Regions from separate parts of the Homo sapiens genome. Here region 2 is linked to region 1. A link is a loop called in an ENCODE intact Hi-C map of the cell type or tissue named here. Cell type or tissue: ascending aorta. All regions are shown on one strand. Each heading gives the region's core, and the rest is flanking DNA. Links, peaks and the distances in the headings are about the cores only. Region 1 overlaps LOC124900690 (a long non-coding RNA gene). Region 2 overlaps LOC124900689 (a long non-coding RNA gene).

Evidence for each region. Hi-C counts contacts between places; a loop is a spot of excess contacts. Peaks named below come from ENCODE experiments on the same cell type or tissue, not always from the same donor. Only the 100,000 strongest peaks of a DNase experiment are listed, where the experiment ranks them.
Region 2: it touches region 1 in a loop (2.6-fold over the local background); 3 of 110 quality-filtered maps call a loop at or near these places.

Annotation. Positions count from the first base shown.
Region 1 is chr4:26,203,370-26,206,279 of GRCh38, forward strand. All of the region lies in intron 2 of LOC124900690 (a long non-coding RNA gene), which reads right to left. It also overlaps a transcript of RBPJ not described here. Among named protein-coding and RNA genes, the nearest start is that of RBPJ, 120 kb to the right of the region's middle. RefSeq lists enhancers at 1,157-1,246, 1,230-1,731. In ascending aorta, for the core only: no CTCF peak of the experiment used is centred there; a DNase peak (open chromatin) is centred at 1,682; H3K27ac peaks cover 1,099 bases.
Region 2 is chr4:26,021,324-26,024,233 of GRCh38, forward strand. LOC124900689 (a long non-coding RNA gene) reads left to right here. Exons shown (of 2, transcript XR_007058093.1): 1 at 1-84. Among named protein-coding and RNA genes, the nearest start is that of LINC02357, 48 kb to the right of the region's middle. In ascending aorta, for the core only: no CTCF peak of the experiment used is centred there; a DNase peak (open chromatin) is centred at 1,138; H3K4me3 peaks cover 830 bases; H3K27ac peaks cover 1,555 bases.

The DNA of each region.
Region 1 (2,910 bases), core at 211-2,710:
ATGCAACCTTCTCCCCAGGCCCTTCCCTGACCACCCCACATACAGTAGGGTCTCCATACCCCTATCTCTCTGTCCCTTTGCCAGCTTTATTCTTCTTCATGGCCTTTAGCATGATCTGTCATAAATTTATTTATCTCTGTGCTGTCTGTCTTCCTCCCCTAACAAGTAAGCTCGGTGAGAGAAGGGACTTCTCTCTATTGTGTTCATGGCTCTGTCCTCCACTCCTAAACAGGAACTGGCTCAGACCAAAGGCTCTGTTGAGTGAAAGAATGATTGGCCACTGCTGCTACCTGTGGGGTCCACCACATAAAGGCATTAGCTGCCAGCAGACCCACCATACCCCCAACATGCTTTCATCTCAACAAAGTGAGGAGGTGATCAGCAGCAATGGGGCCACGGAGGTTGGCCTTTAAGTAATTGCTTCATTGCCTCACTCTACCTGAGTACATCCATCAGATCAACCGGACCAGAATTTATTGTGCCTGACAGTTAGGAACCTGAGGTTCTGGTCCTGATGCTACCTCTGTCCTGCTGCATGGTCTCAGCTATGTTGTTTAAACTCACTGGGCCTTAAAATGAAGCCAGATGATCAAGTGACCAGGGTCTCACTCTCCCACGGGGCTGGAGTGTAGTGGTGTGATCACAGCTCACTGCAGCTTCAACCTCCCAGGCTCAAGCTATCCTCCCGCCTCAGCCTCCCGAGTAGCTGGGACCACAGGTGCGTGCCACCATGCCTGACTAATTTTTGTATTTTTTGTAGGGATGGGGGGGTCTCACCATGTTGCCTAAGCTGGTCTTAAACTCCTGGGCTCAAGTGATCCTTCCGCCTTGGCCTCCCAAAACACTGGGATTACAGGTGTGAGCCACCATGCCTGGCTGAAGTCAGTGATTTTTTTTCTTTAATGTGAAAGAAATAGAGTACATAGTTTTTGCACTCAAAAAATGCTGAATCTAGCAGAGGAAGTTGTCCCCACACCAATGAAAGAGGTGTCGCCTTTGAAGACAGGACATACTGAGTCTGCTCAGTAAAGGCTGTCAGAGTTCAGGAAATGATTTGCAGAGGAAGGCGCCTTACTGGTCCTTGGGGACGGGTCTATGCAGCCCAAGCATCTGTGCAGTTACACAATGTGCTTATGAGCGTGGGTGGCCCTTCTAGCCATCCGCTGGGGATGGGACTACTCGTGGGTAGCCTGGTAGATGTGGCCATGCAGAGGGGTAGCACATTGAGATGAGATGACCTGGGTGAAGCTCACTGTTGTGTCCAAGTTGGAAGTGACACAGCTCAGCAGTGGGACACACGAGGGGAATCCCAACACCACCAGCTATGAGATGTCTGGCCTCAGTTTTCTTAGCATGAACATAGCACTGCTCTCGTAAAATGGTTATGAGGGTTCAGTAAAATACAGCATACAAAGTGCTTAGCATAAAGCATGGTAGACAGTAAGTGCTCAATAAAGGTTAACAGTAGCCTTGTTTTATTACTGTTAGTGTGTGCCCTGGAGCATTCTTTCTGAGTTGGGCTAAATATAGTCTCACCCCCTGCACTCATTTCACTGGAGACACCGGTCAGAAAACTGTGAGAATCTGGCAAGTGTGGAGTTGGCCACCTTTCCAAAGGGATGTGCCAAGGTCCTGGCCTCGGCGCCAGGGGCCACGTGGCTGGAAGGAGCTGCCTCTGGGAGCAGAGTTACGACTGCAGGATGGGGGAGGGGCTCAGTTAAGGGCCCAGGGCTCCCGCTGGCCACCAGGAGCACAGGAAGAGGGCCAGCCAACAGGTTCTCAGAACAGGCATGCAGTGACAGCTCTTGGCTGTCTTTCTCAAGCAGTGGCAGGTGTGCACTTATCTTTAGCAAGGAGAAGAGATGTGGGAGCAGCTCCGGCCCTGTGCCATCTTTCACTGCCAGCTGCCAGTGTGGAGTATAGGACATTGCCTCACCCTCTGCACAGTGTAGAAGAACCCAACACAGACCATGGAGGGCCCATGAGGCTGGATTAGCAGCTGCAATTCTGGAGTCAGGCTCCTGGGTTGACTATGTGGGATTCCTTTTTAGCTTTTCTTATTGCCCTCTCCTTGCCCCACCGCACAGTCCTACATTGCTGCAGTTGTCAAACTTTCAAATGGGAGCTGGGCGGCATGGCATGAGCCTGTAATCCTAGCTACTTGGCAGGTGGGGATTCCAGACCAGCCTGGGCAACATAGAGAGACACCATCTAAAAAAAATTTTTTTTGTTTTGTTTTTGGAGATAGAGTCTTACTCTATTGCCCAGGCTGGAGTGCAGCGGTACAGTCTCAGCTCACTGTAACCTCCACCTCCCAGGTTAAAGCAATTCTCCTGCCTCAGCCTCCTGAGTAGCTGGGATTATAGGCATGCACTACCACTCCTGGCTAATTTTTGTATTTTTAGTAGAGACAGGGTTTCACCATGTTGGCCAGGCTGGTTTCAAACTCCTGACCTCAAGTGATCTGCTCACTTCATCCTCCCAAAATGCTGGGATTACAGACATGAGCCGCCACACCCAGCCTAAAAAAATTTTTTAAGAAAAAAAAAACTTCTAAATGAAACTCAAGTTACAAAGAATAAGTAATCCATTCAGTCTGTTGAGTTGAGTAAATATGATATATGCGTATTTTTTTTATAAATTACACATAGATGAACATGTGGCATATAGTCTTATACCTAAAATAAGTGGATAATATGGTAGTCTACGTGAAAACACTAAAAGCTTTACTACCTCTCTTCTAGAAAATCCCAACTGCCACTACTGCCTCCCACTTCTCCCCAAAATGAAAAGATTTCGAACATTCTAATGTACACAGTTCCATCATGGCTACAATGATTATTTTCTTTCAAAGCAATGGTTTTCATTTGCCAAGATTGATTTATTTTTGTTTAGTGTTTTTTCGCCCTT
Region 2 (2,910 bases), core at 119-2,618, 180 kb before region 1:
GCAAACAAAAATCTTCCTTTTGAGAAGATAATCCCCAGAAGTTAAAAGAAAGAGTAGTAGTCCAGTTGGAAGTTGCAAAAAAATGTAAGTACACATGTCATTTGAAGGGGTGCTTGTGTATGTGTGTGTGTGTGTGTGTGTGTGTGGACTCTTTCAGTTGCAAGATAGAGCAACTCAACTACAAGTGGCTTAAACAAAATGGGGGTTTTATTTGTATTATAGAAAAGTCCAAGATAGATCAGTCTTCAGTCATGGCTGGATCCAGGTGCTCAGATGATGTCATATGAGTTCTTATCCCTCTCCCTCACTCATCTCTGGTTCAACATGACCACCAGCAGCCCCAGACTTACATTCTGCCAGCTAGACACATCCCTGGGGGAATGTGTGCTTCTTTCCCAGAAGTCTTTTTAAAAGTTCCAGGTTTGCATCTCAATAGCCCAAATTGGATTTAGTGTCCATCCCTACACCAATATGGGTGCCTCCAATTGGCCAGGCCTTGATCACACACTCCTGAAGCAGGGTGGGTTAAGGCAGACTCCAACCAAACTACATGGACTTTAAAAAAAAAAAAAAAGGATGATATTACCAGAAAGGAAAATGGTTTGGCAACAGCAAAGGATGCCTGTTACAGTGGAATGTGTATGTAATGGTGAAATAAATAAGAAGAAGAAAAGAAAGGCAGCTGGTAGGATGCTGGCAGAGGGCAATGAGCAGGTCTGTCCTAAGTGAACTCGGGTCGGCAGGCTTAGTTCTCAAACCGGTTGCCTTGATTAATGGTAAAAACAATAACATTTCAAGACCTGAAACACATCTCCTTAAATTTCATCAAAGTGTCCAGTAAGTGCTGATGTTTACGGATGTCACCGTCACCCAGGGTTGCTGTTTCCCCTGGACAGCCGGGTAAGCAGGCAGCTGTCTATCAGGACTAAATGAAAGAGGTTCGAAAGCCAATGCAGAAAAGTCGAGAACTTGGCTTGTGCAGTGCATCATAAAGGAAGGAGGGAAGAGGGAGAAGCCTTGGCAATTTGTTTTTAATATTTTTGCTTGTTTTGGATGCCACGAAAGCCTCATATATTGGCTCTTGACTAATAAAAACAGAGGAGAAGCCAGGCTGGAAACCTGGCTGTGTTTCCGTGCACAATTAGGTTTGTTTGTTTAGGTCTCTTTTTATTTGTTTTCAGATGACTCAGATATGAATACTGCAGGCCTTTCAAAGTGAAGTGTTCATATGTGTATTTTAGGTCTAGGGCTTCGCCAAGTGCAGAAAGACTTGGCTCCCTGAGGTTATTTTCCTATCCAGGGGTTTTTCAAACTTTCAAGTGGAGCTGAAGAATGCTGCTGCAAGCCAGGTTCTTTTTCTTAGCAGATCCCAGCTTGGGGTTGTAGGGGGGACAGGGATTGCAAACATACAAACACAAAAATCCCCAAACAGTGCACAAGGGCACCCATTGTGCTGATCCCGGCACTGCCTCTCCCTGATGGCTTTACCATCTGCATACTTCCGTCATCTCTGGAAACCTCTTCACGAGTCTGCCTCCCTTTCACCAGACAACCAAGTCCAGAGGTGGACTCTCCTTTCCTCTCTATCTGGATCTGTGTATAAACTGTTCTGCTTTCAAGATTCTCCTTTTTCATCGCTATAATTTGGAGTCTGAAGCCTCCTATAAAATGCAGAGATATTTACAATCTGGGAAGCTGCCAAGCATCTGGCTGAGCTCCTACCCCTAAGGGTGGTGTCTCCTGCAGGAATGGTTTGCTTCTGGCCAGTTGACCCAGCTTCCAGGGCCCTGGGAAGGGTCTAGGGAGAGGTTGAGCAGTAGTCTTTCTCCCCAGGATGAGCAGGATGCAAACCAGGCAATGATGAAGACCACTCTGGTCTCCTTTCTTGGAGATGAGACTTCTTTCCAGTATCCCTGCCTCTGCATTGATGAATCAGAGAATAGGGACAGCCTGAAGTGGTCCCAGCTGTGTTCAAATACTCAGGATCTATATAGGCACCAGAAGCAGGTTTCCTAAGCTCCCTGGAAGCTGGTCACAGCCTAAGAGTCTCTGACAGCCTCCCTAGCTCACAGACCACGTGAAACGGAAGACACTGACCAATGCATTAGCCAGAGAAGCACTTTCCTATGTTATTCACTCCAGCAAAACGTCTGGTAGCCAAGATTGCATTTTTCAATGCTCCTCTCCCTCTGAATTTGCCCCTCAACTCTTCTGCTTTTAAGACGCTCCTCTTTCAGTGTTGCAGCATAGAGGCTGACGCATCTGAAACTTTTAGGAGAAAGATTTATTCTGTCAGAATTCACATATTTCAGGAATGTCTTTTTTTTCCCCAAACCACTGTCTTCCAGAACTGTATCCTGGGGTCAAAGAAAAAATCGGTCCAATCTTGCACCTTCCACACCTACACTGCTGTGTCAGCACAGGCAGTGATTGGAATAATGGCCCTGTGTCATCTCAGCAGACACTGAGATAAGGATTTGAGTGCAAACAGTTTAGTCGAGCGGCGAGCCCAGGAAGCAACTCAGTGGGGAGATGACCCTGAGCGACTGGACCTCAATCCTGCTGGGGACCCTCTAAGAGGAGGAACAGTGGAATATGCCCGTGATTGTCCCACTGAGGGACAAGGAAGCTGGCTCTTAATGGTTGAGGGTTTATCTTGGCATCTTAACTCCTGGGCACTTCCAAGTACACTGCCAATCAGGGAACATCTTCAGGCAGAAGAGATGTAGAACTTTCCAGAGGCCACTTCCAGGGTAGGCTGAGGGGATTTGGGAAGGGCACCAGCCATGTCTATGGAGTCTTCTATACCCTAAGATGACATAAGGAAAGGACCAGTCATCAGAAAAAGACTGTGCAGTCCTTACTCCACCGTGCCTGCTGAGGCAGGGAAGTGGACTGCACTAGTTGAAA